4 separate regions of the Homo sapiens genome follow, and all the other regions are linked to region 1. A link is a contact called in ENCODE Hi-C or POLR2A ChIA-PET data. All regions are on one chromosome and are shown on one strand. Each heading gives the region's core, a stretch centred on a gene start or an enhancer-like site at or near the end of the contact. The rest is flanking DNA. Distances are from core to core; before and after follow the strand shown. Region 1 holds the start of ZNF497-AS1 (ZNF497 antisense RNA 1). Region 2 holds the start of ZNF530 (zinc finger protein 530). Region 3 holds the start of ZNF416 (zinc finger protein 416). Region 4 holds the start of ZNF552 (zinc finger protein 552).

What was found. A loop is a pair of places that touch in the nucleus more often than their neighbours do. ChIA-PET counts read pairs that join two places held with the same protein, here RNA polymerase II (POLR2A). Pooled maps may share reads with other maps.
Region 2: a loop to region 1 is called in a pooled map, with 6 times the contacts of the local background. The contact joins the promoter of ZNF530 here to the promoter of ZNF497-AS1 in region 1. A Hi-C loop is called at or near these places in 1 of 37 single-sample maps with no recorded cell type and 2 of 50 pooled maps.
Region 3: a loop to region 1 is called in a pooled map, with 7 times the contacts of the local background. The contact joins the promoter of ZNF416 here to the promoter of ZNF497-AS1 in region 1. A Hi-C loop is called at or near these places in 1 of 37 single-sample maps with no recorded cell type and 6 of 50 pooled maps.
Region 4: a loop to region 1 is called in a pooled map, with 5 times the contacts of the local background. The contact joins the promoter of ZNF552 here to the promoter of ZNF497-AS1 in region 1. A Hi-C loop is called at or near these places in 5 of 50 pooled maps. POLR2A ChIA-PET finds 5 or more read pairs at or near these places in 3 of 52 experiments (GM10248, activated B cell and activated CD4-positive, alpha-beta T cell).

Annotation. Positions count from the first base shown.
Region 1 is chr19:58,359,337-58,364,924 of GRCh38, reverse strand. It overlaps ZNF497-AS1 (ZNF497 antisense RNA 1), which reads right to left and starts at 2,299. Exons shown (of 3, transcript NR_136527.1): 1 at 2,173-2,299; 2 at 326-389. ZNF497 (zinc finger protein 497) reads left to right here and starts at 2,174. Exons shown (of 3, transcript NM_198458.3): 1 at 2,174-2,248. It also overlaps the pseudogene RNA5SP473. RefSeq lists enhancers at 2,480-2,609, 2,339-2,887.
Region 2 is chr19:57,597,789-57,603,455 of GRCh38, reverse strand. ZNF530 (zinc finger protein 530) reads right to left here and starts at 3,571. Exons shown (of 4, transcript NM_001321981.2): 1 at 3,322-3,571; 2 at 2,677-2,728. RefSeq lists enhancers at 3,104-3,223, 3,314-3,523.
Region 3 is chr19:57,574,643-57,580,459 of GRCh38, reverse strand. ZNF416 (zinc finger protein 416) reads left to right here and starts at 1,549. Exons shown (of 4, transcript NM_017879.3): 1 at 1,549-1,788; 2 at 2,362-2,403; 3 at 4,530-4,656. The coding sequence starts at 1,756. RefSeq lists a silencer at 1,640-1,859.
Region 4 is chr19:57,812,883-57,817,905 of GRCh38, reverse strand. ZNF552 (zinc finger protein 552) reads left to right here and starts at 2,993. Exons shown (of 3, transcript NM_024762.3): 1 at 2,993-3,195; 2 at 4,486-4,612. The coding sequence starts at 3,163. RefSeq lists an enhancer at 2,669-2,718.

The DNA of each region.
Region 1 (5,588 bases), core at 1,050-3,549:
ACTGCAACCTCTGCCTCCCAGGTTCATGCGATTCTCCTGCCTCAGTCTCCCAAGTAGCTGGGATTACAGGTATGTACCACACACGGCTAATTTTTGTATTTTTAGTAAAGACGGGGTTTCACCATGTTGGTCAGGCTGGTCTCGAACTCCTGACCTCAGGTGATCCGCCCACCTCCACCTCCCAAATTGCTGGGATTACAGGCCTGAGCCACCCCACCCGGCCAATAAAAATTTTTTTAAAGCTAAAATTGACTCTCATGCAAATAAGATAAAATGAACATATGTTAAATATTTTAACTTAATGAGAGAAATAGTAAGATGTTACCAGTTACTTGATGATGGAGGAAAGGACGAAAAGCCAAGGAATACATGGAATGCAGCTCTAGGTGCTGAAAAAGGCAAGGAAAGGTTCTACGTTAGAGCTTCCAGAGGGAGCTCAGCCCTGTCAACATCTTGTTTCAGCTCAGTCATATCGATGTTAGACTTCTGGTCCCCAGAACTGGGCGGGAATATATTTCTGCTGTTTTAAGCCACCAAATTTGTGGTAATTTGCTGCATAACCACAGGAAACTAACACACCATCCCTCAGTTCTGCTTTTCTGTATGGACTCCATTCTCTTAACAGATTCATCCTTCAGCGGGGCAAGAAGGCTGCAGCTGCCCCAGCTGACAGATGCTCACAGCCTCAGGTTCAAAGCAGATAGAGGCCCTAACAGTTCAGAGAGAAGTCCCACGATGCTCACAGGTCCAAAGTGACCACTGCCAGGGCCAGAGGGATGGACTGCCCTGTGCTGTGGACCTGGGCCATGTACCCACACCTGCCCAAACCACCTGGGCTGAGGTGAGAGCTCCCTAGTACAAATTGGGAAAAATTGGTACAAAAAGAGCTCGTGGAGGCCGGGTGCAGTGGCTCGGGTCTGTAATCCTAGCACTTTGGGAGGCCAAGGTGGGAGGATCACTTGAGCCCAGAAGTTCAAGACCAGCCTGGGCCATATAGCGAGACCCCGTCTCTAGCTATTCATTTATTTTAGCTTACAGCATCTGGTCTATGTTGTTTTTTGAGACGGAGTCTTGCTCTGTCACCCAGGCTGGAGTGTGCAGTGGCACGACCTCAGCTCACTGTAACTTCTGCCTCCCCGGTTCAAGCGATTCTCCTGCCTCAGCCTCCCGAGTAGCTGGGATTATAGGCACACGCCAACAAGCCTAATTTTTGTATTTTCAGTAGAGACGGGGTTTCACCATGTTGGTCAGGCTGGTCTCGAACTCCTGACCTCGTGATCTGCCCGCCTCGGCCTCCCAAAGTTCTGGGATTACAGGCGTGAGCCACCGCGCCCGGTTTATTTATTTATTTTAGCCAACAGCACTCGGTGTTCCCAGACGGTCTCCCAAGTACTAACCAGGCCCGACCCTGCTTAGCTTCTGAGATCCCGACTCAATTTTTTTTTTTTTTTTTTGAGACGGAGTCTCGTTCTGTCGCCCCAGGCTGGAGTGCAGTGTCGCGATCTCGGCTCACTGCAAGCTCCGCCTCCCAGGTTCAAGCGATTCTCCTGCCTCAGCCTCCCGAGTAGCTGGGACTACAGGCGCCCGCCACCACGCCCGGCTAATTTTTTGTATTTTTAGTAGAGACGGGGTTTCTCCGTGTTAGCCAGGATGGTCTCGATCTCCTGACCTCGTGATCCGCCCGCCTCGACCTCCCAAAGTGCTGGGATTACAGGCGTGAGTCACCGCGCCCGGCCCCCGACTCTATTTTAAAAACCGCGTGGATTCCAGCTTGGTGGGTGTTCCACAGCGCGTGGGTGTGAGACGCAGCTCAGTGGCGTCAACTCAGCAAGGTTCCAGGGTGGTAAAGACGGCCTGGGGCCGGAGGAGGACCGCCAGGGAGAAGCTACGTTGGCCCGACTTGCGTCCGCGACCCGGGCAGCCCCAGGCGCCTGTGTAGCTGTTGGGTGTGTGCCGCAGAGGCTGGCCGGGTGCAGGAAGGGGCGGAGCGCATCCATGGCAACGCAGGACGCCCGAGTAGCTTGGCTGTGGCGCCGTCCCCATGGGAACCAGAAGGCGCGCGCCCGCAGCCGCGGCATAGTTACGCAGGCGCAGTGGGGAGAAACGCGACGCCTTGGGCCGCTCTGCCGAATGCAACCGCGCCCCCAGGAGACCCGGTGCCCGCCCTCCTACCATTCCACGCGGCTCGAGCCCGCGTGCGGGCCTCTTTCAGGCCGCTCCTAGTGGACGCAGAGGCGGGCCGAGGACGGTGAGTGACGCCGACGGACACCCTCGGCCAGGCACAGATCCGCCCTCCGGCTCCAACCACTCCCGCCGCGCGGGGCAGGACGGGCCTCGGCCCTGAGCTGGGCCCTCTGGGACCACCGAGAGATAGGCCTCCGCGCCGTCCAGAGCGGCCCGGAAGTGGCCCTGCACGGGCCAGAGGCGACCGTGGTCGGGACGGAAATGGCTCCCGTTTGCTGTTCTCTCGGTGAACGCGAGCCTTATGGCGATCAGTTCTGTGGCATCGTTCCTCCTGCTCGTTTATTCTTTCACTCATTCACTCATGCCCTGCCGCGCCATCATTTCTTCCCACATTCATTTATTCGTTCATCAGTCCCCAGCCCCGGGTAGTTTCGGAGCTCACCAGGCTGGGCTCGCCTCCCAGCCTCCGGAGCTGCCCGCACAGGCCTCGCGCCACCTGGCCGCAGCTTCCTCCCCTTTATCCACTCCGTATTTGTTTGTCCAGCCTAGGCCTTGGGGGTTGTGGGGGAGACACAAGTACCCGTGACTGGTCGGACAAGTGCCCGTTGTTGGGGGCGTGGGCGCTGGGACTGACGCGGGAGGTGGCTCTGATCATGTCGAGGTGAGGAGGAGGCGTTGAGGCTCAGAAAGGGCACGCAGCGTGGACGTGAGGACGTCGGGGAGGCTGGAGCAGTGAGGCCGACAGGAAGGACCTTACGGGGCTCACATGCTATCCCACGACGAGGACGGACTCAGGACGGCAGCCCTGATAGATGCGGCTGGGGGCTGGCGGGTCGGGGTCGCACACCACAGGATGGAGGGGCAGCGGTGCCTGGCTCCGCCTTAAGAAACATGGGCCCTTGGGGGACCCGGATTTCTGATACTTCAATACACAAATATGGATTTTTATTGAAATCAGATGTCGTTTTTTTAAAATTTAACTTTTGATTTGAGGTAATTATAAATTCACATGCAGTAACAAGTAATGCATACCCTATGTACGCTTTACCCAATTCCCCTAAAGGTGGCATCTTGAAAAACTAGAGGCCAGGTGCGGTGGCTCATGTCTGTAATCCCAGCACTTTGGGAGGCCAAGGCGGGTGGATCCCTTGAGCTCAGGAGTTAAAGACCAGCCTGAGCAACATGGTGAAACCCCATCTGTACTGAAAACACAAAAATTAGGCGGGTGTGGAGGCTGGTGCCTGTAATCCCAGCTACTCGGGAGTCTCAGGCAGGAGAATCGCTTGTACCCAGGAGGCGGAGGTCGCGGTGAGCCCACATCACGCCACTGCACTCCAACCTGGGCAACAGAGCGAGACTCTGTCTCAAAAAAAGAGAAGAGAAAGAAAAACTAGAGTACAATATCACAACTGAGATGCAGAATATTTCCATCACGAAGGATCCCCGTGTTGCCCTTACAGAGCCGCATACCCTTCCCTCCTACCTCTGCTCCCCGTTAACCTCTTTTTGTCAACTAGTAATCTGTTCTCATTTCTACCATTTTGTCATTTTACGAATGTTGCATAGGCTGGGCGAGGTGTCTCGCGCCTGTAATACTAGCACTTTGGGAGGCCGAGGCGGGTGGACCATCTGAGGTCAAGAGTTCAGGACCGGCCCACCGGCCGGGTGCCGTGGCTCACGCCTGTAATCCCAGCACTTTGGGAGGCTGAGGCGGGCGGATCACGAGGTCAGGAGATCGAGACCATCCTGGCTAACACGGTGAAACCCCGGCTCTACCAAAAATATAAAAAAATTAGCCGGGCATGGTGGCAGGCGCCTGTAGTCCCAGCTACTTGGGAGGCTGAGGCAGGAGAATGGTATGAACCCGGGAGGCAGAGCTTGCAGTGAGCCAGGATAGCGCCACTGGACTCCAGCCTGGGCGACAGAGCAAGACTCTTCTCAAAAAAAAAAAAAAAAAAAAAAAAAAAAAAAAAGAGTTCGGGACCAGCCTGGCCAACATGGTGAAACCCCATCTCTACTAAAAAATAAAATAAAATAAAATAAAATAAGCCAGGCCTGATGGCAGGCATCTGTAATCCCAGCTACTGGGGAGGCTGAGGCAGGAGAATCGCTTGAATCCTGGGGGCAGAGGTTGCAGTGAGCCGAGATTGCGCCACTTCATTCCAGCCTGGGTGAAAGAGCGAAACTCCGTCTCAAAAATAGAAAAATAAAAAATAAAAAAATTAGCTGGGTATGGTGGCACGCACTTGATGTCCCAGCTCCTTCGGAGGCTGAGGTGGGAAGATGGCTTGAGCCTGGGAGATGAGATTGCACCACTGCACCCTAGCCTGGATGACAGAGCCAGACCCTGTCAAAAGAAAAAAAAAAAGAAAAAGAAAAAGAAATGGAGTCATACAGTTTTTAAGCTTTTGGGATTGGGTGGTAACTTTTTTAAAAAACATAAATACCATACAATTCATCCTTTTAAAGTGTGTAATTCAGTGGTTTTTGGTATATTCAGTGTTGCACAGTCATCACCACTAATTCCAGAATATTTTCATCACTCCCACGGCTGTATCTCCCATTTCTCTCTTCCCTGCAGATCCTGGCAACCGCTGATCTACTTTCTGTCTCTTACAGACTTATCTGTTCTGGACATTTCACATAAATGGAATAACATAATATGAAGTCTTTTGTGTCTGAATTTTTTCATTTACACTTAGCATAATATTTTCAAGATTCATCCATCTTGTAGTATGTATCAGTATTTATTCTCTTTTTTTTTTTTTTGAGACAGAGTCTCACTTTGTCACCCAGGCTGGAGTGCAGTGGCGCGATCTCGGCTCACTGCAACCTCCACCTCCCGGGTTCAAGCAGTTCTCTGCCTCAGCCTCCCGAGTAGCTGGGATTACAGGCGCCTGCCACCACGCCTGGCTAATTTTTGTATTTTTAGTAGAGACGGGGTTTCACCATGTTGGCCAGGCTGGTCTTGGAATTGCTGACCTCGTGATCCACCCACCTCGGCCTCCCAAAGTGCTAGGACTACAGCCGTCAGCCACCGCACTTGGCCTAACTTAAATTTTTAAAACACTTCCTGGAGGGGACAAACAGGACCCATCTGCTGGTCTGACTCTGGGTGTCCTGTTCACAGTCTCTGTCTTAGTTGTTCTGTGTGTGGGATGAAGGGTGCCAAGGAGACAGGGCAGGGCAGGGACCCTCAAGAAAAGCGGGGAGGCGGGGGGAAGGGATGGTACAAGCAGCCATGGCACCTCAGTGTGTCCCTCAGGCACCTGGACACACAGGTGGGCAAAGATGCTGACACTGGGGGCCAGAAACGCCGATACCCCCATTCTTCCATTTTTACTCAGTCTCAGGTGGTCCCAAGGAGGGGACCTTCGTGGCCTTGCTGTGCTCACAGGCTCACC
Region 2 (5,667 bases), core at 2,322-4,821, 760 kb after region 1:
GCATAGGAGCCAGTCATAAGATCCTGGTGAGGCTATATAGCAGTAAAGCATTAGGTCTGGCTTCAGCCTCATCTTGTCTGAAATCCCATTATGTCTCTAATATGGTTTGGCTGTGTCTCCACCCAAATCTCATCTTGAATTGTAACTCCCACAATTCCCATGTGTCATGGGAGGGATCCAGTAGGAGGTACCTGAATCATGGGGGTGGGTCTTTCTTGTGCTGTTCTCGCAATAGTGAATAAGTCTCACGAGAACTGATGGTTTTAAGGCTGGTTGCAGTGGCTCACGCCTCTAATCCCAGCACTTTGGGAGGCCAAGGCGGGTGGATCACTTGATCAGGAGCTTGAGACCAGCCTGGCCAATGTGGTGAAACCCCGTCTCTACTAAAAATACGAAAATTAGCTGGGTGTGGTGGTGGATGCCTGTAATCCCAGCTACTTGGGAGGCTGAGACAGGAGAATCCCTTGAGTCTGGGAGGTGGAGGCTGTAGGGAGCTGAGATCTCACCACTGCCCTCCAGCCTGGGGAACAGAGCAAGACTCCATCTCAAAAAAAGAAGAACTGATGGTTTTAAAAAGAGGAGTTCCCCTGCACAAACTCTCTTTTTGCCTGCTGCCATCCATGTAAGATGTGACTTGCTCTTCCTTGCCTTCCACCATGATTGTGAGGCCTCCCCAGCCATGTGGAACTGCAAGTCCATTAACCCTCTTTTTCTTCCCAGTCTCAGGTATGTCTTTATCAGCAGCACGAAAATGGACTAATGCAGCCTCCACATCCATCTTATATTCACTCATCCTTCATAACCCTTGGCCACCTGCCTGGTATCCTCTCTCTGTATTATTCCTAGGGCTGCTTCCCTCTATAACCTGTATTTGTGATTTCCACAACATCCATCCAGATACCCAAGTATGGTACCCTCTTGTGGCTCCCACCCTTCCCCTTCCTGGCCTGCTATTAATATTATCATCATGACCAGGAATCCCACTACTAAATGGGATCTATGATGTTATGGGCTTAATGTTTCTGCCCCACGCCCACCCACAAAATGCTTACATTGAAGCACTAACACAATGAAGCCTAATATAATGTGATAGTATTTGGAGATGGAATCTTTGGGTGGTAATTAGATTTAGATAAGGTCAAAAGAGTGGGGCCCTCATGATGGAATTAATGCTTTTGTAAGAATAGAAAGAAAGAGATTCCTTGCTTTCTTTACATACTCCCTCCCAGGAAAGGCCATGTGAGGAAAAAGCAAGAGGGCAGCCACTGCAAGTCAAGAAGCAGCCCATCACAAATAAGTGAATCTAGAGGCACCCTGATGTAGAATTTCCTAGCCTGCAGAACTGTGAGAAACAAATTTTTGTTGTTTAAGCCACCAATATAGGTTATTTCATTATCAACCCAAGGTAAGACACTGATATAGCCTGGATATTTGTCCCCTTCAAATCTCACCTGGAAATGTGATCCCCAATGTTGGAAGTGGGGCCTAGTGGGAGGTTATCTGGGTCATGGAGGTGGATCCCTCATGAATGGCATAGTATCCTTCCAACAGTAATAAGTTCACATGAGACCTGGTTGCTAAAAAGAGACTGGTGCCTCCCTCCTGCCTTGCTGGCTCCCTTTTTGCCTTCTGCAATGATTGGAAGCTTCCTGAGGCCCTCACCAGAAGTGGAGACTAGCGCTAAGCTTCCTGTACAGCCTGCAGAACTATAAGCTGTAATAAACCTTGTTTCTTTATAAACTACCCAGCCTTAGGTATTTCTTTATAGTAATGCAAATGGCCTAACAGACATAGGGCTCCATCCTAGTTCAATAATATCCTCCACTCTTTGTAGAAGTCTCTATCCTGCACCCTTCCTCAGAGTCCAAGACCTGTGTGTCCACCTAGCCACTTGATATAGCTACTTACTTATTCTCTAAAACATCTCATATTTTTAACATGGACAAAACACATTCCTGATGTCCTGAGTGAAAAACAATTCTACTATCTACTTGGCTCTCCCAGTAGATGGAGCTTCTATGCTTCCAGCTACTAAACTCAAAAAGCCTTGAGTCACCCCTTCTTATCTCTCAGTCCCAATACCAGAAAATCAGAGCCGACCTACAATCCAAAATTCAACCATTTCTGCCACACTGTGGCCACTACTCTGGCCCACATCATCTACACTCACCTGGACTATTGCAGTAGTCTCCTCTTTCCTCTTTGGTATTGCTACCAACTCCCTTAAACCCACAGTCTGTTGTCTGTGCTCAGCCACAGGAGCCTCATGAGGCCTGGGGAAGATCACCTCCCTCTTCTGCTCCAAATCTTCATTGCTGCCATCATCTCCAGAACAAAGACATCTGAGACAGCCATTTAGTTTCTAACTCCTGTACCTCTGCTCTCTGTTCCCATGAGAAGGAAATGAGACTTGAGGTTCTCTTAACCAGCTCAGCCTCACCTCCAAGCAGCTCCAAACACCTGTACTTATCTCTGGGACAAACTTCCACATTCATCCTATTATTTGCCAGCAACAGGCACCACCTCATATAATACTCACCCTGGACATATTTTTGTTCAGAGTCCCTAGGCTCAAGGCCTGGAAAAGCGGTAAGTAAAGAATCCCAGGTCACCACAGTCCCAATCCTAGAGATCCCATTGCTGGAATCAATGAGCTTCTGGATTTCCTCCACTTACCCTTGTAGGGTCTTCAAGTGCTTCTTACGGACCTGTAAGTACTAGTGGCAATCTGTGGGAGGAAACATGTTCTGAGAGGCAGGTGACCAAAGTGTGGCTCCATGGACTTCTGGTTCCAATGTGGAACACCAGAGCCAGGTGTCCAGGGATGACTGCTTTGTATCTGGGTGTCAGTCCTTGGTGCTGACTTTTACCAGCTTTGTGACCTCGTAAAAAGACTAGGTCCCTCCATGCCTGCTATCATCACTGCCCTTCCAGCGCGTTCCTCTGAACAGCTTTTGTGAAACTTTTAGAAGCGTGACTGGGGCCGTGCCCCTCTTCTGTCCTACGCGCTGTGGCCCTCAGTGTGCTGGTGAAACTCAGTGGGGCCAATGCAGCGCGGCGCTGCCCCACCCTCTGCTACCTGCACGCGTGAGGCCGGCCTGGGTCTCCCCAGCCTCCCGGCTCAGGCGCAGCTCCAAGCTGTTGCCCGCGCAGCCCCCTGACCGTGTCGCTCTCCCGCTCCCTGCCACACTACCAGAAACGAGATCCAGCACCAGCGCCTCACTGTGCCGGACAGTGCGGTCCGGGCTGCAGAAAACCCTTCACGCGTCCCTCAGTTTCGGGTGGGGAGGGCAGAGGAGGCCGGGAGGACGCAGCGCTCACCTGGGTCGGGGCCCTCAGTGCCGCCGCCATCGGACTCTGGGCGGAGCGGGCCGGGAGCGGTGGACGATCCGGGCGGAGACAAGAGCAAAGCTGTCACCACCGCCGGCGACCGTCAGGCCCCGGCTGTGCAGCTGAGAAAACGACTCTCCTCGCGCCTTCTCGCTGTCAGCACCTAGGTCCAGATCCGGCACCCGCGGATGGAACTGACACAAGCCAAAGTGCCCGCCACAGGGAGGACGCCGGAAGTTCCGCTCCGACAAGTTGGACAGAGCGGAAATGTCCCTCCCCTGAGCCTCATTGGCTCCACGCCAAGAACCTGGCTCACGGGCCTCTGGGTAATGTAGTTCTCACCGCTTCTTGGGCTGGCAGAGGTCGCCCTTCTCCTGGACCTCAGGGAGGAATGACCCCGTTGCTATGGAGAAAGGTGGAGGGGAAGGCTGAGAGGTGGTGTCTCCAGCCTCCTTGGACAAGGGAGGAGCTTCGCTGCTTTTTTAAGGTACCATACAGAGATTTTTGGAGGGTATTGTGTACAACTAGTCACCTAGGTAGTCAGAGTTATTCAGATACAAAATGCCTCTACCCTTGGCGAGAGCCTAGTAAACATTACCTTCTTTCTCCACACATTTATGTAAAGTAGAACGTTAGAGTCAGCTTTGTGAGTTTCATTATGCTCAGTAAGGAATAAGGGAAATAGAGTTTACATAGCGCCATGACAGGAATGATAAAACATCCGTTAGATCGCACCGAAGCTGGAGGACGAAAGAGGAATTTTGTCTCACAGAAAATGCCTCTCCTGCCTGTGTAATCGGTGAGTGTGTCTAGCCCTGTAAGGAACAGTGTTGTATTCATATAATATTTCTTCCTCCATATTCTTAGATATGCTTCTTTTAGGATTGTAGCAACTTTCTAAACAGAAGAGCCACTTAGCATATGCCATTTTAAAGTAGAACAGTGTCTGTAGTGTTCACAGTCAGAGCACTTGTGCAAAGGGGACATCAGAATACCAGAATAAAGGTTTGGGACACCTAGCTTTCATCTCTTTGATGGGAAATTTTGATCATTGATACTGTTACTGCAGGGACAGTGCTTGCATGGGGAGTTGAGATCATCTTAGAAAAACAGTTGTGAAATGAAAATTACTGAAACCTATTGTATTAGTCAGGATTCTCCAGAGAAACACAGAACCAATAGGATACATAGATGTACAAGAGGGGATTTATTATGGGACTTGGCTCATCCAGTTATGGAGGCTAAGAAGTCCCAGGATATACCTTTTGCAACCTGGTAAGACACGAAGGTGGGTGGTATCATTCAGTCTGCATCTGAAGGCCTGAAAACCAAGGGAGCCTATGGTGAAATTCCCAGTTGGAGGCTGAAGGCCTGAGAACTGGGTGAGGGTCATTCTTGTATGTTCCAGAGTCCAAAGGCCCAAGATCCAAGAACTTTAATGTTGGAAAACAGAAGGTGGATGATCCAGGGCAAGAAGAGAGTAACTTGCTCTTTCTCTGCCTTTTTGTTCTATCTTGGCTCTCAAAGCATTGGATGTTGGCCCCTAACACTGATGAGGCCAGATCTCCTTTACATTGTCTACAGACTCAACTGCTAATATCTTCCATAAACATTCTCACAGACATATCCTGTACTAAGGTTTTCCCAACTATTTGGGTAGCCCTTAATGCAGGCAAGTCGACACAAAACATTATACGTCACAACTATTAATAATCTTGTGGCTAGGCCAAGCGCGGTGGCTCATGCCTGTAATCCCAGCACTTTAGGAGGCCAAGGCAGGTGGCTCATGAGGTCAAGAGATCAAGACCAGCCTGGCCAACATGGTGAAGCCCTGTCTCTACTAAAAATACAAAAATTAGCTGGGTGTGGTGGCGTGCGCCTGTAGTCCCAGCTACTTGGGAGGCTGAGGCAGGAGAAGCGCTTGAACCCAGGAGGTGGAGGTTGCAGTGAGCCGAGATCACACCACTGCACTCCTGCCTGGTGACAGAGTGAGACTCCATCTCAGTAGAGAGAAAAAAAAAAAGAATATTGAACATAATTAATTGAACTGAACATAGACTTACTTTGCTTTTTTTAGTGCAGTCATATATAAGTCTATAAGTACATTTGGCTTGGCTCTGGAAATGTTTACCCTGAAGACACATAGAGCAGATAGCTCTTCAGTTGCTGAATTTAAGTCCTGTCTGAAAAGGAAAGGGAGAAGGTGTGGCTCCAGCATGATTTCATATAGAAAGGTAAGTGGGGAGCCCTTCTGAGTGACTCCACAAAGGACTCATTTTGCCTGCATATTTGAGTGTCTAATGGTAATTTTTTTTTTTTGAGGAAGAGTCTTGCTCT
Region 3 (5,817 bases), core at 300-2,799, 780 kb after region 1:
CTCCAAACTGTTCCCCATAGTGGCTTTACTAATTTACACTCCCACCAACAGCGTATGAAGTTTCCCTTTCCTCTCTGTCCTGGCCAGCATTCATTATTCCCTGTCTTTTGCATAAAAGTCATTTTAACTAGAGTGAGATGATATCTCATTGTAGTTTTGATTTGCATTTTTATAGTGATCAATGATGTTAAGCATGTTTTCATCTACCTGCTTGCCATTTATCTGTCTTTTAAAATTTTTAGTTTTATGAGTACATAGTATGTATGTATATTTATGGGATACGTGAGATATTGTGATACAGGCATACAATGTGTAATAATCATATCAGGGTACACAAGCATTTATCATTTCTTTGTGTTACAAACATTCTAGTTATAATACTCTTTTAGTTGTTTTTAATGTACAATAAATTACTGTTGACTGTAGTCTCTCTACTGTGCTATCAAATACTAGATCTTATTCATTCTACCCTGTCTTAAGGAGGCCTTGGTAGCCATGCTGAGGTTATGGGGTGCTGCTTCCAAAACCAAAAGTATTATGGGCAGCTGGTATGAAGGATCATAGGCTTATGGTCTGTGAGATCCTGTATGTTTAAGAAAGCCCAGTCTTATTGCCAGTAATTACTGTTTTAATGGTGTATAGCATGAGGCTGAAAGAGACAGTTTCCTGCATTGGAAGCTTTTACTCAACAAATGGCCGTTGTATGTGGTTCAGAGATTCCAAGAGGCATGAGAAGTGTAAACCAAAAATAAAATTCCCAGCCCCCCAACCATCTGAATGCATCCTTCCTCTTGGCCAAGGGCATTCCAAAGTTAATCTGAAAAACTAGTTCAGGACGTGATGGGAAGTGAGGGTCAGACTTGCCCTCCTCCCCTTGGAATTCAGGCACAACTGACCAGCATTAACATTAAAACAGAGATTTTAAGACTTCTTGTAGCAATAAGACAGTGAATTCCAGCCTGATTGTAGTATAGCATTACATGACAGATAGCAGGCCCTGAAAGGAATTGAAGTATTTTACTCTAAACTTTATTTATTTGACATATTTTGAAGAGGCCCTGCAAAGGTGTGTCTTGTGGAATCTGCATTTTGCTGAGAATCCCCTTTCCTCTCCAGGGTTTTTTTATTTTCATGGTCCAGGAAAGAATTAAGAGTCTGGCACCTTTCAAAGTCTGATAGGAAACATTTACAATCTATTCCCTCTGAAGCCTGCTGCGTGAAAGCTTCATCTGCTTAATAAGAACCTTGGTCTCTACAACCTCTTATCTTAACCCAGACACTCCCTTCAGTGGGTATGGGACTGCGGAAATCGGCCAGCGGCCCCTTTAAGGAGCAGCAAGTCCCTGTCTCGCTCTTGGTGTCGCGCCTTTTCCTAGCGCCCTCCGCGGGCCGCTTAGCCCTTGTTCCGGGTGAATCTCAGGGAGGGCACCGGAACCCTGGGCTTCTGAGAACTACATTACCCATAATGCCGAGCGCCAAGCTGCAAAGACGCGGAGCCAATCAACGTTCAGGAACGGACCTGTCTCCGTTTGTTGCATACGGTAAGGCGGGACTTCCGGCACCGCTCCGAGATGGTAATTTTGGTGGTTCTCTACCTCGGCCCACGCCGCCTGAGTTAGAAACGCTGCCTCCGGCACAGAGCGGGGGTCGCCCCGCTGCGCATCAGCCGGTGGGTCGCTGGCGCTGGTGGCAGCCGTGCCTGGGTTCCCGCCCCGGGTCGCCCGCCGCTCCCGGCCCCGCTCCGCTCACAATCCGATGGCGGCGGCCGTGCTTAGGGATTCGACTTCGGTGAGTGCTGCGTCTCCCGGGCCTCACCTGCCCTCTCCGCCGGAAATCCAACACCCTGCATGAGGGGCGCCTGCTTGCGTCCCTGCAGCCCGACCCTAGAGTCCAGGACTATGAGGCCCTCGCGGGTGGGGCTCCCATTTACAAGCCTGGTGTCGTGGGCTGTGGAGGGTGTGGCAGGCGGAGGGGCCGGTTTCTGTGAATCTTGCTGGGACGATTGAGCCAGTAACGTTCACGCCCGAATGGTAAAATGAGGCTCTTTCTTTTCAAGACGCTGAGAGCCATGGGTGGTTGTGAACAGACGAGGCACATGGTCTGAGTTAGACTTTTCAAATTTTTTCTAAAGTTACTCAGAGTTGGAACAGCCTGGAAGGGGGATAACACCGAGGCACAGGGAAGTTGAGTCCTTGTGCAAGGTCCCACAGCAGGTAAGAGTCACACGGAACTGAGGAGCAATAATAATTTAGTCATCACCAAGTCACCTGGCTCCAGGGCTGCGCAGGGAAACAAGGAGGCATCAGCCCATGGAGCTTCCACCATAGTTACCTGCCTCTCATAGCCTTCCTCTTCCCGCAGGTTCCCGTGACTGCAGAAGCTAAACTTATGGGCTTTACACAGGTGAGTGGAGAGTGTTTCGGGCCCTCACTGATGCTGACCCCAGTGTTTGTCTCTGAGATTGTGTTCTGGGACTCTTCTCTTGGCACTCTTTGGGTCCTTGGTTCTAGGAATCCTGAACAAACATCAGTCCCAGGGTCATACATCCAGGCTGGAAGCTGGTATAGAATGGTTCCTATTGCTGGGAACCAGTAAAGTAAGGTGTGGAACGTTGTCTCAGGCTTAGATACCAGATGAGCAAGTGCTTGAAGGTCAGGCTGAGCTGGTTTAGGAAACTACAGCTGTTTTCTTTCTCATGGGAACTGAAAGCTGGGATGCAGGAATCAGACAAAAAATGGCTGTCAGTTGTCGGGTGTTTCTTCTGGAGTGTGTGATGAGCAATGACAGTTTGGGGGCAGAGGAGGTATGTGATCTGATCCAGGTCTCATCAGGTTCCCTGTGTGTGGCCAAGCTGAGAGAACAGGCTGAGTGTGAGGTATGAGATAGGAAGATAGTGAAGAAGGCTGCTGCAGTAGTCCAGGTGAGTGTTACTGGTGGCTGGACTTGTGTGGTGGCTGTGGAGGTGGTAGTTGGATTTTAGATCAGTTTTTTTAAGTAGGGAAGCCTGGATTTTGAGATAGAAAAGTAGGATTTAGGGGTAAAAGCAAGGTGTTTGGGTTTAGCAGCTGGAAATATGGAAGCTCCACTAGCGAGGATTGTAAAGTTGGTAGTAGAGTCAGTTATCTCTAGAGATAATCAGAAATTTTGATATGGACCATCTTTATTTTTAAAATTTTTTAATAAAAATCATCTGAACATGGCCCAATGGGACATCTTTTAGAGTCTGAGATGTTTCAAAGAACAGTTAGTTTAGACATGAAGTGGATAGTTTATCCTACAGGACTAGAACTGTGTTGAGGGATTCAGGATAGAGACATTTAAAAGGTGGTGGCCACTACTTGCCTAGGGGTATAGCTTGGGACACAATTAGGAGGTGGAATCGTGATCACTTTGGTAATGCTATTACCAGCCCAGGGAAGGAAGGTTGGGGGTCACTACTGGCTCTCCTGCTTGGGGACATGGTTGGTCATGGTGGGAATCACAAAGACAGGTATGGGAGAGAGGTGGCTATGGTAGGGTGTGAGAGCAAGGATGATCTGGCAAGTGGCCAAGGATCTAGGAGAAGAGTGGGCATGAGATCAATGCTTGGAAGTAATTGAGACAAGATGACACTGAGACCAGAACTAGTGCTTACTCAGCACTCTGGATATATCTACCAGGGTTTTGTGGCAACCCTTGAGGTGTCAGGAATTTCAGGGAGGTGGATAAGTTGAGGGGCACAGGTGGTCATCTGGGAGTTATTGGGCCTGAGGTGTGGGGGTCCCCTGGGGCAGACTTTGAATGAGGGTTAGCAGGAGAGGAAGGCTGTGACTTAAGAGAGGACATCAAGTGCAGCGCTAGTGCAAGAGGGCCATCGGTGTCAGATCCCCAGGTATTTCTGGGTGACTGAGGATGTAGAAAGGGACAGAGTCAGGCAGGGAGGCCTTCAGAGCAGGGTCTCTGAAGGGCTGCCTTTGGCAGTGGGGACCATTCAGCCTGAGTGGCACCGGACCTCATTTCAGTTTGCCAAGCACTTTCTGAATGTTGCATTCCAACTATCGTGGGGATGCCAGAGAGATGCCTATGGTGTGGGGCAACAGGGTGGAAATAGCCGTGGGAGTGAGATTGTTTGAGAGAGTGTGTGCTTCAAAGAGTGATGTGCATATGGAGAGGAAGTGTGAACTGAACAACCCATGGCCATGGCATTGAGGATATAAGAATGATGGCAAACCTCATCATTGTTTGTATGTGAGTGGCATAATTTTGGAAACCCCAGGAGAACTGTCTGACAAGACAAAATCCAGCCCTATATGCTAGACCCAGAGTTTAAAATGGCATTTCCTGGCCCACCTGCCTGTTGGTGCTGTGGGAAGACACAGTGATGATGGGACCATGAGGAGAGGGCAGGAATCAGTGCCACCAGGTCTTGGTATCTCCTCTGAGGTGGGGCTTAGGTATGGGGATAAGCAGGGAAAGGATGTGTGGGGGGCATGAACTTGGGGTCCTAGGAGAGAATCTGATCATGGAAAGATCTATCCCCATCATGGCAGGGCTGTGTGACCTTTGAGGACGTGGCCATTTACTTCTCCCAGGAAGAATGGGGGCTCCTTGATGAGGCTCAGAGGCTCCTGTACCGCGATGTGATGCTGGAGAACTTTGCACTTATAACTGCGCTGGGTAAGGCCCTCACACCCACTCTCGTGTCCTGGTCTTCGTCTATCCTCTTTTTCCTCAGAGGCAGCTCTGCCGGACCGTGGGCTTTGCTGACTTCCCCACTGTCTTGGCGTATGTGCTGTGGTGTAAGGAATGAAATCATTGCACTCCTTAATCAGCCCTGACATTTGCTGTCCCAAAATGCACAGGGATGGGTCTGGCTGTTAGGTGTCTTGAGTCAGCCTAATGCATCTCCGTTTACTTCTTCACTTCCTCTTTGGGTGGCTGTGTCCATATTCATGGTACTTTGTGTCTCAAATTCTGCCTCCTAGATGACATTTCCTTTGACTACCTGTGTTAGGAATTTGCAGAATTTTCCTCATCAGTATTTACATGGACCATGAGCTGTGGTTGCCAGAACCTCCTTCAAGGATCTGTGTGATATTAATTTTCTTTCTTGTGTTCTCAAGGCTGCTGACTTGCTCTGGGCCACTGCAGGATACTCACCTGTCCCAGCTTTCCCTTAGGACTTGCTTCATTCAGGTCCCAAGTAGTGGCACATCTAGAGGTGGTGGGAAAGCCCTGGTTGTTGGAAAGGGTGAAGATGGGAATATGGCTTCAGAGGAAGCCTGGCCTCAGTCAGTGGCACCTGGGTGAGGACATGGCATCCAGCCTGTTTTCTAATCTTACCAGGAATTTGCCCTGTGTCATCCAGAGTTTGGTGCTAATGCCACTGGACACATCTCATTTCTATGTTTTCTTCCTCTTCCTTGACACTTTGCTGGCTTATTGCTTCATCTGGGACATCCGGCCTCGTGCTGCCCCCATCTTCCTGCCCTCCATGTGTCACCAGTTTCTCTGCACTGCCCCCCAGCATGTTTTCCAACACTGACCCACTCACGATATGTTGTGAGTTGTGCACATGCCAATTAAATATTTCTTGAACACAAGATCGCAATTGGAATCTCCCACTCACTTCCAATTGCATTATCTTGGGCCCGAATAATGCCAGCTTTCAGCACAGCATACACGTGCCACCAGCTGACAAGATCTTGCCACAGGATTTGGCAAAAGAATAGATTGGAGACCCTGCCTCTCCTTGTGTACTGTACCCCATTCTTACGTCCTGTGTTTGGTGAGGCCTCCCCATTTTGTGATCTTTAGAGGCCCACTACTGCCAAGCAG
Region 4 (5,023 bases), core at 1,744-4,243, 550 kb after region 1:
TTTCACCTTGTTGGCCAGGATGGTCTCAATCTCTTGACCTCGTGATCCGCCTGCCTCGGCCTCCCAAAATGCTGGGATTACAGGAGTCAGCCACTACGCCTGGCCGGCAAAATAAATTTTTCAAATGAACTGAGACCTGTCTCACATTTGGGGGGTTCACAAATCAATTGTAGCATTCAATTAATTGCACCACACTTTTACCCACTTAGTATCCTTTACTTGATATTCTAACTTATATTCAACTCCTTTTAGGAATTTGAAGTCAGTTTTATATATATAAACAACAATAAAGGATTTGGTAGCTTGATAGTGGTAATAGCTACAGTCCTTAAAGGTAGTGCTCTCCATCTGGTCATACTGGGCATTTGTTAAATCCATGAGTTCATGTCATTGATGGGAAGTGATTATCATTGATTTATCTTAAGAGAGCAGGGAGTGTTCTGCATGAAAAATTAAAATTACATGAGAGAAACAGTTGTAAAATGCAAGATACGAAAGCCTATTAATACTGACTAGATAGGCCAGGCATGGTGGCTCATGCCTGTAATCTCAGCATTTTGGGAGGCCGAGGCGGGTGGATCACCAGGTGAGGAGTTTGAGACCACCCTGGCCAATATGGTGACACCTCGTCTCTACTAAAAGTACAAAATTAGTTGGGCGTGGCGGCACGCACCTGTCATCCCAACTACTCAGGAGGCTGAGGCAGAAGAATCACTTGAACCCAGGAGGCAGAGGTTACAGTGAGCCAAGATTGAGCCGTTGCACTGTAGCCTGGGCGACAGAGCGAGACTCTGTGTGAAAAAAAAAAACAAAAAACACTGACTAGGTAATTATTCAACAGTTCTGACAGAAGTAGTTCTGAGGAAACATCAGTAGATGGTGAAAAAACTTAGGGCCTCAGAGAAATGTTAGCACTGATGTCTAAGAGATGGAATTATGCTCAGCACATAATTGGAATGGTCACTCTGATGGTTTTGGCTTCAAAATGAGATTCTTCTTTTTTTTTTTTTTTTTTTTTTTGAGGTGGAGTCTCACTCTGTCGCTGTATAAAATGGACCAATCAGCAGGATGTGGGTGGGGTCAAATAAGGGAATAAAAGCTGGCCAGCCAGTAGCAGCAACCCGCCCAGGTCCCCTTCCACACTGTGGAAACTTTGTTCTTTCGCTCTTCGCAATAAATCTTGCTGTTGCTCACTCTTTGGGCCCGCACTGCCTTTATGAGCTGTAACACTCACCGCGAAGGTCTGCCACTTCACTCCTGAAGCCAGCGAGACCACGAACCCACCAGAAGGAAGAAACTCTAGACACATCTGAACACCTGAAGGAACAAACTCCAGACATACCATCTTTAAGAACTTTAACACTGCCCGTGAGGGTCTGCGGCTTCATTCTTGAAGTCAGCGAGACCAAGAACCCACCGGAAGGAACCAATTCTGGACACAATACCTTTCAAACAAGGGACCTGTCCAGGCTTCCTTCTGATGACCAACCCACCTCTAATGCTGGCCAGTCTATTTCACACAAAGTTCTAAGTTTTCCTGGTGTCATAGTAACACTGTAATCTCCCTTAAATCCTTTCTTGAAATGTTTCAACATAGTTCCTAGTGAAGTGGGCTTACTTTGTGCCTGACCCATGCTTCTTTGAGACAAAACACCACGCTCACACCACACGCACACCACAAAACAAAGAACAGGTAAAAAGGGCACACATACACTTTTACCGTTTACACCAAACCAGAATCAAAATCCAAATCAGAGTATCCAGAAATCCAAGCCAGGTCAAAACCAAAACGAAAGTATCAAGCAATCCAAATCAAGTCAAAAACAAAAACCAAAGTGCCGGTACAGGCATGCCGTGGGTGATCAGGCCACCCTTCCACTCAAATGGAGTGGGCAAGTTCCAAAGACTAGTCTTACCAAGTTTCAGATGTCCGGACTCCAAGTGCCTGTTCCTTCCCAGTGTTCAGCCGCTGCATTGATCCTCTGTGGGGGCCTGCCACACGCCACTCTGGCGAGGTGTTCCACTGGGGCAATTGCCTACCCGGGAGTGCTCTCAGGTTCTGCGTCCCTCAAGCTGGCCAGAGTCCCCTGTAGGGATGCTCCACAGGGCAGGCCTAAGCTGCCTAAGGGGCTGCCTCGACTATCTGTTAATCACCTGGCTTCCCAGTCAGGGAACCAAGAAATGTAGCAGGACAAGCCGCAGGGCTGTATTCAGCCTGGAGCTTTGGCAAGACTCACATCTCCAACTACCAAGCTCCCCAAGTGAGGAATTCCTGTCCCTTTTAAGGGCTTACAACTCTAAGGGGGTCCACATGAGAGGTTTGTGATCGATTGAGCAAGCAGGGGGTACACGACTGGGGGCTGCATGCAGTGGTAATCAGAACGGAACAGAACAGGACAGGGATTTTCACAATGCTTTTCCATACAATGTCTGGAATCCATAGATAACATAACCGGTTTGGTCAGGGGTCGATCTTTAACCAGGCCCAGGGTTGGCACCTGGCTGTCTGCCTGTGGATTTCATTTCTGCCTTTTAGTTTTTACTTGTTTCTTTGGAGGCAGAAATTGGGCATAAAACAATATGAGAGGTGGTCTCCTCCCTTAACAGCACAAACGCTTAATTAACATTTCTTTTTCTTTTGAGACAGGTTCTGTCGCCCAGGCTGGAGTGCAGTGGTGCAGTCATAGCTCAGTGCAGCCTGGACCACCTGGGCTCAAGCAGTCCTGACACCTCAGCCTCTCAAAATTTGGGATTACAGGCGCGCGCCACCGTGCGGGTCAGGAGGCTTCCCTGAGGGCCCCGGAGGTGGAGCTGGGCTTTTCCTTCCGAAGCGCCCCTGGGAATCTCTCTCTTTACGGCCTTGGAACCTGGGAAACTACATTACCCAGAAAGCTCTGCGTCAAATGACAGCACGGCAGAGCCAGTGAGAGTTCACATTGAAGGCGTTTCCGTGTGCGCAAGTAAGGTAGAGGCGGGACTCCCGGCGCCCTTTAGTAGCGACCATTTCCATTGGCGTTAGGGAGTCCTTGGAGCGCTGTGTTGGGACCGTGGTGGTGACTGGATCCAGGAGGTCGAGAGTCGTTCTTCTCTTTGCACAGACGTGACTCTGCAGCTCTTTAACGGCGCCCGCTGCTCTCAACCCAGCTTACCCCACGTGGTCCCATGGCGGCGGCCGCGCTAAGGTTCCCCGTTCAGGTAATTGTGGCGCCTTCCGTGCTCTCCGGTCACCTCCTAGTCACACAAGTCCTAAAGCAGCGAGGGAGCGGCACCTGTTTACGGCTCTGCAACCCGGACCCGGCGTCGGGACACTGAGGCGCTCTCGGGAGGGATCCCTGTTTCAGACACCCGTGGGATGCGGTGGGGAGAGCGACAGGTACAGGGAGGGGCGCGGGCAATGGCCTGGAGATGGACGGATCCGGGAGGATGGAACCTGGGGTCCACAGGCGCCTGTAGGGAACAACCTGTGAGGCGGAACTCCTCCTGGAAAAGCAAGGAGGCTGGGGGCTGTGAAATCATTGCGAGGACACTAGAAATAGGAGAATTTCCAAGAAAGAAGGGACTGGATCAAAGTCCAGGCTTTTAAAGTTTCCTAAAGGCCAAATAAATAACAGAGTAGAGAGGGGATGACGTTGGGGCCCTTTGAGATTGAATCCTTGTAGATCATATAGGTGGTAGAGATGACACTTTGTGCTGAGACACGCAGGTTAGACAATAGTCCAAGGTCACCTGGCTCCGTGGACACAAAAGCGTTCAGGGAGGCCTGAGCTTACCAGATCCTATCAGGGACACAGTCCTGTAAAGTCAGCCTCTTCCCTCAGGCCTTTATGGCTGTAGAAGCATTTAAGGAACGCATACAAGAAAGTGGAGGGTGGGGCCGGGTGCAGTGGCTCACTCCTGTAATCCCAGCACTTTGGGAGGCCTAGGCGGGTTGGTCCGGAGGTAGAGACCAGCCTGACCAACCATGGAGAAACCCTGTCTCTACTAAAAATACAAAATTAGCCAGGCGTGGTGGCGCATGCCTGTAATCCCAGCTACTTGGGAAACTGAGGCAGCAGACTCGCTTGAACCCGGGAGGCGGAGGTTGCGTGAGCCGAGATCGCGCCATTGCACTCCACCCTGGGTGACAGAGCGAGACTCCGTATCAAAAAAAAAAAAAAAAAAAAAAAAAAAAGAATGAGGTGCGTTCAGAGAGGGTATCTCTGCTGTGCTGAAGGTGCCACATTGGGCTTTCCATGACCTCGGCCATACTAGGGGAAGTGCCTGTCAGGAGGGGGTGGACTCTTATATCACAGCCACCGCACAGATACCTATTTGTTCAACTAACTATTGTTGTTGGTGGCTGTACCCCATGACCAGTGGGCCTAGTTTCTCCTATGTTTGAGGACCTTGAGAGGAGGATGTGCGAGAGTAGATGTGTGGGAGAGATGGATTGTGATACCTCAGCATAGGGGTGGTTTGTGGTTTCATCTGTCAACATCATAACAGGGCACAGTGACTTTTGAAGACGTGGCTGTGAAATTTACCCAGGAGGAATGGAATCTCCTTAGTGAGGCTCAGAGATGCCTGTACCGTGATGTGACGCTGGAGAACCTGGCACTTATGTCCTCCCTGGGTAAGTTGCCCACACTCACCCCTGTGACCTGAGCTAGTCTCTGTCTTTCCCCCTCTTTTTCTATTGGCAAGACTTTCTCATGTCAGGAGCATGGACACAGCTTCCTACTTCAGTTCTTGGTTGGTAGGACTGAGGTATGCATACTGCCCTCTCCATTCTTGGAGCAGCCCCAACACCTGCTATTGAGCTCCCAGGGAAGAATTCAGAGTCAGAAGTCTTACAGGCAACTTAATGCAGGCTACCTTGTTTGTCCTGTGGATGTTTGTGTGATTTCATCCAGATTTCAGGTTCGGGATCTAATTCATTCCTCTACCTGTTATTTCTTCATGCCTCCCTGTGCCAGGAATTGTCTTCATTGACATTGTCACTGCCTACATAGACTATAGACTGTTCTTGTAATACCGTCCTTAG